Regions from separate parts of the Homo sapiens genome. Here all the other regions are linked to region 3. A link is a contact called in ENCODE Hi-C or POLR2A ChIA-PET data. All regions are on one chromosome and are shown on one strand. Each heading gives the region's core, a stretch centred on a gene start or an enhancer-like site at or near the end of the contact. The rest is flanking DNA. Distances are from core to core; before and after follow the strand shown.

Region 1 (2,700 bases), core at 170-2,669, 960 kb before region 3:
CTCTTTTTGCTTGTGTCATTTCCCCTGCCTCGAAAGATCATTCCTCACTCCTCCGTATCTAAACCTGACCTTTCATTGAAGGCTTCACATTTCCAGAAAGACTTTCCTAGCCAGCACAGTCCACATCAACACTCCCTTTTCTGAATCCCAGTTGCACTTCCTGTCTTTACCACACAACTGAGCTCTTAATTCAGCTGTGATTATTACACATAGACTGCGCAGGTTTTGGAGTTCGTTAGGTAAAACTTGGTTCAAATTTTGGTTCCTTGGAGTGATGACAAAATTCTGGAACTTGATTATGGTGATAATTGCACAACATTGTGAATGTGCTGAATGCCACGGAACGCTGACGTTTAAACTGGTTAGTATTCTGTTATGTGCATTTCACAATTATTTATTTGTTTATTTTTGGAGATGAGGGTCTCCATATGTTGCGCAGGCTGGCCTTGAACTACTGGGCTCAAGCAATCCTCCTACCTCAGCCTCTCGAGTAGCTGGGACCACAGGTGCACACCACCGTGCCAGCTGTTAACACAGTTGTTTTTTGTTTGTTTGTTTTTTAAGACGGAGTCTCACTCTGTCGCCCAGGCTGGAGTGCAGTGGCGTGATCTCGGGTCACTCCAACCGCCACCTCCTGGGTTCAAGCAATTCTCCTGCCTCAGCCTCCCGAGTAGCTGGGACTACAGGCGCGCGCGACCACGCCCAGCTAATTTTTGTATTTTTAGTAGAGATGGGGTTTCACCATGTTGGCCAGGATGGTCTCGATTTCTTGACCTCGTGATCCGCCCGCCTCGGCCTCCCAGAGTGCTGGGATTACAGGCATAAACCACCGCGCCCAGCCTCTTTCCTCCCCTCTCTACTCCCGGCTCCAAGATCAGCCCTGGCAGCAGCAGTGAGGGTCCCAGGCATCGCCGGGATGGGATGGAACAAGGCTCCCCTTCTCCAGGGCTACCCCTGGGATGCTGGCAGCCCCGTGTGGCAGGGAAGAGGAACTGCAGGAGCGTCCTTCAGGGAGGAGAGGGGCCAGAAGACCTCAACATGGCGCCCCCAGGTTTCCCACAGGCCCCCTCCTGTAGACCAGCCGGCCTTCCCCTCAGTGACGACTCAAAGTCAGATTTGAAGAGCTCTCTGGGGACATTCCTCTCCCTGGATGGTGGTATTCTGGGGAGCGGATGTGAACTTCCCTGAAGGGGAGAGGTGTAAACTCCCAGCATCCTGCTACCACCCTCCGCCCCCATCACCCTTCATTCCCCAGGTGCAGGCTGGGGGCAGAGGAGAGGGAAGGGGATTAGGTGCTGGGGCCGGGGAACCGAGACCCAGGGTGTCACCGCTGACAGCAGCGGGGCCCGCAGAGCTGCAGGGAGACAGAGCCGCCTCCCCGCGGCGCCGACGCTGCCATCTAGCTAGAGGGCCCCACTCTTTCTTTAACCAGAGGTCACAGCCTCATTGCCTACCCAGGAGGCAGCCCCGAGACGCCCCCTGCGGCCTGGGTTTTCTCCACCCTGTCCCCGCGCCCACCCCAGCTCTGCCATCCCCGGCTGCACCGCTTTGTAAAGGGGACGGCTGGTCAGACCGAATCACTGCGCGGGCTCGCGCTGGGTCGGGCCTGGAGACTGGATCTGGGGCTTCCGGAGAGCCCCAGGCTCCCCGCGCGCCCATCCACCCGCAGCCGCCTGAGCATTTATGGTAATGTTTGGGTTGGGGCGAGCGGCCGGATCCCCGCCCCCTGCCTCCGCCGGGCGGGACCTCGAGGCCGGCTCCTGGGGAGCTTAGCGCCGGCGCCTTCCCGCCGCGGCCGGGTCCCCTGGGTGGAGGCCCTGGGTGCCGGAGGCCTGAGGTCCGGCAGGTGGGCTGGCCCCCGTGCGGAGGCTCCTAAGACCGGGGGGTACGAGAGGGACAGTCCCAGTCGGTCGGAGGAGGGGTCCGCGGGGTTGGGGACTCCGATCCCGCTCAACCTACCCTAACCACCCACTGCTGCCCACCCAACCCCCGCCTCTGGCTTAAGAGTCCATCATCCCCAGGAGGAGTCCCGATGCATCCACATCCTCTTTCTCCTTCTCTCCCCCCACCCCCTGGCAGGGAAGGGGCTGAGGGAAGAGGCCAGCAGCTCTCAGGGGAGTCGTCGGAATGCTGGGAGCCTGGGAACAGACCCTGCGGTCCCTGGGAAAGCCAGGCTGTGGGAATCCCACCGTCAGCCCCCTCCCCAGGATGGGCCACCGGATGTCAGAGACCCCAGTTCCCCAACGGGGATCTTTGTGAGGGTGGGCCCTGCCCCCCAGTTCAAGCCCCAGCCTGGCTCGACCCCAGAGTTCAGTAGGCCATCTGTGACGAAGACAGCCCCTCCCCCGCTCTCCGCCCTCCACCCCCCTGCCTGCTCCAACATAATCCTCGCCATTGTGCCCGTCGCCCCCTCCCCCCGCTCCCCCTCTCTAGACCCCTGTACAATGGGGCCTTTGCAGCCTCCAGAATGGAGATGAACTCACGGTTTTTCCAAGTTTAAAAATAGCCCCTCCCATCCCGCAGAAGGCCACCCTCCCTCTCTCCCATGGTGGTGTGGGGTGCACCTCCATCCCGGCTGTGCCTCCTTCCTCCTGCCCTGGGTCAGGTGCGAAGGACATGGGTGAGACAGCATCCGGCGGGAGCAGGGCTGCTTCCCCCGATTCAATCTCTTCCCCCACATCTTCCATCCACCCCCCAGTA
Region 2 (2,700 bases), core at 194-2,693, 700 kb before region 3:
AATGATCAATAAAAAAAAAAAAAAAAAAAAAAGGAAGAATAGACTCTCTCTGGGACTGCCAATAATTTTTCCTTCTAAGCATAGACACCGGACCACTCTCCACCTAAGCATCACGAAAAATGTAGAGAAAGGAAGAGCTAAGAGCTCCTTAAACAAGTTCAGGCTTGACACAACCCTGGCCCTGACAGCCAGGGTCTTCAAGCGGGCCTTTCTGTGAAGGGTGGCCAGGCATCAACTTAGTAGGAGAGAAAACAGATGACTTATTTCCATCCACACTTAAGGAAAATGCAGTCTCCAAGGACTGCGTACATTTCTTTTTCGAGAAGGAGTCTCGCTGTTGTCGCCCAGGCTGGAGTGCAGTGGCGCAGTCTGGGCTCACAGCAACCTCTGCCTCCCGGATTCAAGCAATTCTCCTGCCTCAGCCTCGTGAGTAGCTGGGATTACAGGCACCCGCCACCACGCCTGGCTAATTTTTGTAGTTTTGGTAGAGACGGGGTTTCACCATGTTGGCCAGGCTGGTCTCGAACTCCTGACCTCCAGTGATTCGCCCGCCTTGGCCTCCCAAAATGCTGGGATTACAGGCGTGAGCCACCGCGCCCGGGCGACTGCGCACATTTCTATGGAGCTGTAAGTTAAAAGAGAAGGCAGTGAGGTGCTTCTGTCATTCTATGACAGAAACAGCTAAAGAGTAGAGAAATGTTCACAAGATTTAATAGAACAGAAATAGGAGAAGGTGCACACAAGCTCAACCAACTATAGCCTCACAAATAAAAGTGTCTTTTGTGTGTAGTACTTAAGTTTGGAATATTCTTTCTTATACAAATGAGTGGGGCTTAACCTAAGAAATCCTGGCCAGATTCTGCGACGAATGCATCGGTTATCTCTGACCCATCAGCAAACATCTTTTTCTGTGGCTTCAGTTTCCTCAGTAAAACAGAGGGGGTTGCGACGGACTCAGTCCGAGGGACAGCCATTCTCCAACGTCTATCCAAAGCCTAGGGCACCTCAATACTAACCGGCAGGCCAGCGCCCCCTCCGCGGGGCTGCGGACAGGACGCCTGTTATTCCATTCCTCGGCCGGGCTCTACAGGTGACCGGAAGAAGAGCCCCGAGTGCGGGACTGCAGTGCGCCCGACCTGCTCTAGGCGCAGGTCACTCCCGAACCCCGGCAGCAAAGCATCCAGCGCCGGAAAAGGTCCCGCGGTCGCCCCGGGGCCGGCGCTGGGGAGGAAGGAGTGGAGCGCGCTGGCCCCGTGACGTGGTCCAATCCCAGGCCGACGCCGGCTGCTTCTGCCCAACCGGTGGCTGGTCCCCTCCGCCGCCCCATTACAAGGCTGGCAAAGGGAGGGGGCGGGGCCTGGGACGTGGTCCAATGAGTACGCGCGCCGGGGCGGCGGGGGCGGGGCCGGGCGCGCAGCGCAGGGCCGGGCGGCCGAGGCTCCAATGAGCGCGCGCCGCGTCCGGGGCCGGCTGGTGCGCGAGACGCCGCCGAGAGGTTGGTGGCTAATGTAACAGTTTGCAAACCGAGAGGAGTTGTGAAGGGCGCGGGTGGGGGGCGCTGCCGGCCTCGTGGGTACGTTCGTGCCGCGTCTGTCCCAGAGCTGGGGCCGCAGGAGCGGAGGCAAGAGGTAGCGGGGGTGGATGGAGGTGCGGGCCGGCCACCCCTCCTAGGGGAGACAGCGTGCGAGCTCCGGGGGCGGGTCGGGAGCGCAAGGGAGGGCCGCGCGGACGCCGGGCGCTCGGCCTCGCACCGGGGGGCACGCAGCTCGGCCCCCGGTCTGTCCCCACTTGCTGGGGCGGGCCGGGATCCGTTTCCGGGAGTGGGAGCCGCCGCCTTCGTCAGGTGGGGTTTAGGTGAACACCGGGTAACGGCTACCCGCCGGGCGGGGAACCTTACCGCCCCTGGCACTGCGTCTGTGGGCACAGCGGGGCCGGGGAGTGAGCTGGGAAAGGGGAGGGGGCGGGACAACCCGCAGGGATGCCGAGGAGGAGATAGGCCTTTCCTTCATCCTAGCTACCCCCAACGTCATTACCTTTCTCTTCCCGTCCAGGCCCAGCTGGCTTTCCCCGTCAGCGGGGGAGCTCCAGGTGTGGGGAGGTGGTTGAGCCCTGGGCGGGGATCCCTGGCCGCACCCCAGGTGTCTGACAACAGGCACAGTGCTGCGGTGCGCCACTCACTGCCTGTGTGGTGGACAAAAGGCTCGGGTCTCCTTTCTCTTGTCCTGTTAGCTTCTCTGTTTAGGGATGTGGCAAAGCCGAGGACCCATGCTCTTTCACTTGGGCCTTTGTGTGGGCGCTGCTGGGATGATTAGAGAATGGTTTGTACCCATCAGGAGGGAGAAGGGGAGAAGTAGGCTGATCTGCCCTGGGTAAGAATGAAGTAGATATGAATCTTACAGCCTCTCCGTTCTGGGATGTGATTCTGTCTCCTTCACTCCGGGTATCCAGTTTTAAGTGTTTTCTTTCTTCGCCTCCCCCAGGGGCACTATGGCAGACAAAGTTAGGAGGCAGAGGCCGAGGAGGCGAGTCTGTTGGGCCTTGGTGGCTGTGCTCTTGGCAGACCTGTTGGCACTGAGTGGTATGTACCCCAGTAGAGGGAGCAAATGGATAAATGATGACTGAAGGATGCATGATGGGAATTGAGCTTGGGGCTGTTGGCCAGAAGTCTCTTGAGTTGTTAGGTCCAGGCCTTTTTGTCTT
Region 3 (2,700 bases), core at 173-2,672:
AAAAAAAAAAAAATACACACACACACACACACACATATATACATACATATATGTATGTATTTTTTTTCCTATTTTCAACTGCCATACAGAGATACAACACTATCCTGTTGTCAGACACTTTGGGATGGTACAGCTACCAACCTTAGAAGCTTTTGGATTTGATTCTTTTAAAATATATCCTCCTTGAAAACAAGTTTCACTCTGATACACTTGCTGCAAAGATCTATATCTATAATAGCTGTCCTACAAAATTCTGTCACTTCCTCCTAATACAAGCTTTTGTTTATGAATAGTACCACTAATCCTTTAAGACCACTGTCAGCTCTCATGAACACACAAGTGTGTTAACATCAGACTTGGTATTGTTTTTCAACAGAAATATCTGGAACACTTTGTAAAACTGGGATCGTCAAAATCAAGCTCTATCAAATCATACTCCCATAAGGTCTGTGTCCTGGCAAATAATACATATATCAATATAAAATAGAAATTAAAATATCAATTTAAAATAGAAATTAAGAAACAATTTTCGTTGTCGTATGTTTCACCTAACACTATCAGGCCATGCTAATGTGGCAACAAATTCCATCAACACATCTATCTGCAGCCTAGAAGGATCTCAAGTCAAAAAGCAGACAGCAGTCCTTCTTGGATCCCATTTTATCGCAGGTGGGCTTCCACGTGAGACCAAAACAGTAAATGACAGCGAGACTAAACACATGCTTGCTGTCAGGGCATAAAACTGATCCTAAAAGGAAGGCTCATCAAATATAAGGTCATGAGGCATGGTCACTCAATTTTAGAAGTGTCTTCTAAACCCAAGGAAACATGAAGCAGAGTGCCCCAAGAGTTATCTGTGGTGAACTCATCACCTGCCTTAAGAATTATCAACACCCTGACGTATGCATTGAACTGGTTTGCTTACGACTCACGATTAATCTTATCTTCTTGGCATCTGCCTATTTGTTATCTACTCTTTATATTTTATCCTTCCATGCTCCATAAGGGATTCGCGGGAAGGAGGGAGATCCACCCGCCCGGGGCACGTTCTAGAGAAAGTTAAGTCAAAAGATAATGCAATGATAGCGCTCCGGCCTCTTCCAGGAGGGGCTTGGCAAAGATGGGGACAGAAATGTACAAAGAGACATCAGAAGCTGGGGCACTGTAAGGGGTTCCAAATCAGACAGGGTCGAAGTTCAAGAAGGAGAAGGTCCCTGGTTAGCAAAGCATAGGAGAAGGAATTTGGAGAAGATAAGAGTGAACAGGCTTGAAGTGGCATTGGACCAGCAGAAAATATCACAACGCAAAGTCAACGACCCCGTCCCCTGAAGCTATTGCCTGTCTTACCAGAGCCTGAAGTGCCAGCAGCGACGACACGACAGAATCTCAGCGGCCGAAGGGTTCCCACTTCCGACTCAGCACAGCAACCGGAAGTTACGTCATCAACAAGCGCCGGGGCATGTGGAAGTTCATCTCCGCGCCGGAAGCACGGTGTGCAGGCTCACCGGGGGGAACGGCGCGCAAATAGTCCTACAGCGCATGCGCTAGCTTGTTAGGGGCGGGCTGGAGGCGGGCAGGAAGTGGCAAGAAGTGGCCTTGGCATCGGATTGTGGGGGCTGGAGTTGGCCCACCTGGCAGTGCGCTTTGGAGTATAGAATATGAGGCTGGGTTTTGGAAATCAGCGTACCGAGGGCAGATAAAACTCTGTGATCCCTGGCTCTGCTCGCAACCTCTGTTGGGGGTCTGCTCTCTTATTTTCCCACCAGTCCTAGACCTTTTTGAAGCAGCTTCTGTTACTCTCTATTATTCAAAGGGATAACACTAACAGCAATAACAACTACAAGTTTGTTATTGTTGTGCTGTCTTTGGAGCAATCTTTGGAGTGTGCTATCTTTGATTGGATTTCAGTTTTCTTATCTGTAAAGTGGAGACAGTATACATCCTACAAGGTTGTTTTGAGATACACATAGATGGCCAGGCACAGTGGCTCACGCCTTGTAGTCCCAGCACTTTGGGAGGCTGAGACGGGCGGGTCACGAGGGCAAGAGATCGGGATACACATAAATAATAGAAGCAGCATAATTTTCAAGAGTTAAAAGCGCTGTGCAAGTGAAAATTCACAGATTGAGAGAAAATAGTTGCAACTCATATATCTGATAAAGGATTCATCTCTAGAATATGTAAAGAACTACAAGAACGAAAAACCCCCAAACAGTTCAGTTCAAAAAAGGGCAAAGGACTTGAATAGACATTTCTCCAAAGAAGATACATTCCAAGAGAATGACTATCCACTTGGTATCTGTGGGGGATTTGTTTCAGGACCCCCTTGGGTACCAAAATCCAAGGATGCTCAAGTTCCTTACATAAAATGATGCAGTATTTGCATATAACCTATGCACATCCTCCTGTGTCATCCTAGAGATGACTAAGTCATCTCTAGATCACTTATAATACCTAATACAACATAAATCTAAATAGTGTTGTATTGTTTAGGGAATAATGACAAAAAGTCTGTACATGTTCAATACAGATGAAATTTGTTTTGGAATATTTCCAATTCATGGTTGGTTGAAGCCACAGATGCAGAGCCCACAGATATGGAAGGCCAACTGTACAAATGGTGGATAAGCATATGAAAGAGTGCTCAACACCACTAGTCTTTAGGGAAATGAAAAAAAAAATCATGAGATACCACTTAAT
Region 4 (2,700 bases), core at 37-2,536, 730 kb before region 3:
CCACCAAAATTCTGGGCCACAGGGAGCCCACAGAAAGGACTCTAAGGTCCCAGAACTACTAGGTTCAAACAATTCCTTAAGTTCATTGAATGTGCACAGCATATCCAAGTCAAACCGTTTCATTAAAAAATAAAACACTGAGCACTTCTATGTTGAAGCTATTGCTTTTGCATATTGTTGTCGTCTCAAAAATCCTATCAGGTGGACAAGACAGGCACCTTTGGGACCATGTTACAGAAGCAACGGGTGGCATCAAGGGATGAGGTGACTTGCCTAGGGTCACAGAGCTAATAACCGAAAGAGAGTTGGGGCCACAATTCAGATCTTCCTACTCCTAGTCCAGGGCTCTGGAATGACTGCAAGAGCAAAGATCCCAGCCCTCACCAACAGGCTGGACAGGGGGAGATTAGCAGCTCCCCATCTCTTTCTTATCTCGGCCTGGCAGTGGCCTCCACCAGCTCTGCAGTTTGTCTGTGCACAAGCCCAGGGCTCGGCAAGCAGGCTCGTAATGGAAAGGCCCACGGCGGCCTCCCACCCACGGTAGTAATTCAGTAGGTGTGTCACAGCTGGGGACTTGGAGCGTTGGCTGTGGCTGGGAGACCACTATAACACAAAAAGAAGGCGCACTTCTAAGACGTTTGTGTGCAGTTCGGAGGCTTGGCTGATACTCTCTCCTATGAATCAAAAGTGGAACGTGTCTTCCCAAAGGGGCCGTATCTGCATCCGCCTCAGCCCAGCCTCGAATGAAAGGACCCCGTCTGTGTAGACGAACGTTCTTGGTCTGGGTCACTAAATCTAGAGCCGTGCATCCCAGGCCTGATGGGAATCCCACCCAGATGCCCGCAGGGACCGGAGTTCCGTTCCAAACAATCCTTCCACTCTTAACCCAGTATCACCGCTCTCTGATTTCCCCATTCCTTCCGGAGGGCAACCGAGCTACTGGCCCTTTAAAAGCTACTCGGACCAAAAAAAAAAAAAAAAAAAAAAAAAAAAAGATAGCCGTTCTGACCAATAGACGACTGAGGATGGCAACCTGGGGCCAATCGCTGCACGGCTCGTCCAGAAGCCCAAAGTGTGCTGGTCACCGGCTCAGCACTCACCGCCGTTGCAGCCGCATTGCCGTTACCAGACATGGCTCCGCTTGGAAAGTAGGCTGTGTGTGGGTGCCGCTAAGGTCCCCCGGCCCCGGGAAGCCGGGGGCTCCGGCCGGCGAGTACCGGGGACACGTGGGACCCGAGGTCGTCCTACAGTCTGACTCCTGGTCTCCGCAGAGCCTCGCGTCACTTCCGGCGCCCTCCCTCGAAGGGGAGGTCCCTCCCTCTGGGCGGGAATTGGAACATTGCGACAGTGGACCTCCCCATTCGACCACCCCATTCCCCAGCTGTGACATGAGCAAGTAGTGCAGCTTCTATGGCGCTTCCTTTGCTCTGTTCAAACTTAGCTTTGCTACAACCTTGAAATAGGCAGCATTTTTCTTTTTGATACGGGGTCTCACTGTGTCCCCAGACTAGAGTGCAGCGGCATGACCACGGGTCACTGCAGCCTTGACCTCCCGGCTTCAGCGATCCCCCCACCTCAGCCTCCCAAGCAGCTGGGACTACAGGCGCACATCACCACGTGGGACTAATTTCTAGATTTTTTTATAGAGACAGCGGGGAGGTGGCCTCACTATGTTGCCCAGGCTAGTCTCGAACTCCTGGACTCAAGCAGTCATCTCGCCTTGGCCTCCCAAAGTGCTGGGATTACAGGCGTGAGCCACTGGCCCAGCCAGCATTTCAATTCTTAAAATGAGGAAACTGGTTCAGAGAGATTAAAGGTCATGCCTAAAGACAAGTAACTGAAGTGGGAGCACAAACGCTACATGTAGTGAGAAAAGGGCTTGTTAGGAAAAGTGCTTTCCCATGAACATAATTTTTTTTTTTTTTTTGAGACGGAGTTTCGCTCTTGTTGCCCAGGCTGGAATGCAATGGCACGATCTCAGCTCACTGCAACCTCCGCCTCCCGGGTTCAAGCAATTCTCCTGCCTCAGCCCCCCGAGTAGCTGGGATTACAGGCACGCACCACCACACCCAGCTAATTTTGTATTTTTGGTAGAGATGAGGTTTCTCCATGTTAGTCAGGCAGGTCTTGAACTCCTGACCTCAGGTGATTCGCCCACCTCGGCCTCCCAAAGTGCTGGGAGTACAGGCGTGAGCCACCGCGCCTGTAATCATGAACATAATTAACAATCATGATTATTAATAATCACCCAGCTAGGTGCAGTGGCTCACACCTATATTCCCAGCACTTTAGGAAGCCAAGGCAGGAGGATTGCTTGAGCCCAGGAGTTTGAGACCACCCTGGGCAACATGGTGAAAACCTCATCTCCACAAAAAATACAAAAATAGCCAGGTGTGGCGGCACACACCTGTAGTCCCAGCTATTCAGGAGGCTGAGGTGTGAGGATCGCTTGAGCCCAGGAGGTCGAGGTAGCTGTGAGCTGTGGTGGTGCCACTGCACTCTAGCCTGGATGACAGAGTGAGACGCCCATTTTTTTTTTTTTTTTTTTTTGAGATGGAGTTTCACTCTTGTTGCCCAGGCTGGAGTGCAATGGTGCAATCTCAGCTCACCGCAACCTCCACCTCCCGGGTTCAAGCAATTCTCCTGCCTCACCCTCCTGAGTAGCTAGGATTACAGGCACCTCCCACCACACCCAGCTGG

Evidence for each region. Hi-C counts contacts between places; a loop is a spot of excess contacts on that map. ChIA-PET counts read pairs that join two places held with the same protein, here RNA polymerase II (POLR2A). Pooled maps may share reads with other maps.
Region 1: a loop to region 3 is called in a pooled map, with 4 times the contacts of the local background. The contact joins the enhancer-like site here to the promoter of UBE4A in region 3. A Hi-C loop is called at or near these places in 1 of 50 pooled maps. POLR2A ChIA-PET finds 5 or more read pairs at or near these places in 4 of 52 experiments (CD8-positive, alpha-beta memory T cell, K562, activated CD4-positive, alpha-beta T cell and 1 more).
Region 2: a pooled map shows a loop between it and region 3 (4-fold over the local background). The contact joins the promoter of HYOU1 here to the promoter of UBE4A in region 3. A Hi-C loop is called at or near these places in 1 of 50 pooled maps. POLR2A ChIA-PET finds 5 or more read pairs at or near these places in 3 of 52 experiments (B cell, T-cell and naive thymus-derived CD8-positive, alpha-beta T cell).
Region 4: a loop to region 3 is called in a pooled map, with 5 times the contacts of the local background. The contact joins the promoter of HMBS here to the promoter of UBE4A in region 3. A Hi-C loop is called at or near these places in 1 of 168 maps with a recorded cell type or tissue (naive thymus-derived CD4-positive, alpha-beta T cell) and 5 of 50 pooled maps. POLR2A ChIA-PET finds 5 or more read pairs at or near these places in 2 of 52 experiments (activated CD4-positive, alpha-beta T cell and activated CD8-positive, alpha-beta memory T cell).

The regions. Positions count from the first base shown.
Region 1 is chr11:119,320,075-119,322,774 of GRCh38, reverse strand. No RefSeq gene overlaps it. Among named protein-coding and RNA genes, the nearest start is that of MCAM, 4.3 kb to the right of the region's middle. RefSeq lists enhancers at 811-1,436, 1,437-2,062 and a silencer at 1,499-1,938. Within about 2 kb of position 1,419, at least 30 of the 41 ENCODE cell types and tissues checked have a DNase peak (open chromatin) inside an H3K27ac peak, as active enhancers do.
Region 2 is chr11:119,055,948-119,058,647 of GRCh38, reverse strand. It overlaps HYOU1 (hypoxia up-regulated 1), which reads left to right and starts at 1,443. Exons shown (of 26, transcript NM_006389.5): 1 at 1,443-1,628; 2 at 2,481-2,578. The coding sequence starts at 2,488. RefSeq lists enhancers at 936-985, 1,345-1,844, 1,845-2,345 and silencers at 1,216-1,495, 1,586-1,865.
Region 3 is chr11:118,358,322-118,361,021 of GRCh38, reverse strand. UBE4A (ubiquitination factor E4A) reads right to left here and starts at 1,422. Exons shown (of 20, transcript NM_001204077.2): 1 at 1,348-1,422. RefSeq lists an enhancer at 1,416-1,485.
Region 4 is chr11:119,083,467-119,086,166 of GRCh38, reverse strand. HMBS (hydroxymethylbilane synthase) reads right to left here and starts at 1,286. Exons shown (of 14, transcript NM_000190.4): 1 at 1,101-1,286. The coding sequence starts at 1,133. RefSeq lists enhancers at 1,009-1,058, 988-1,685.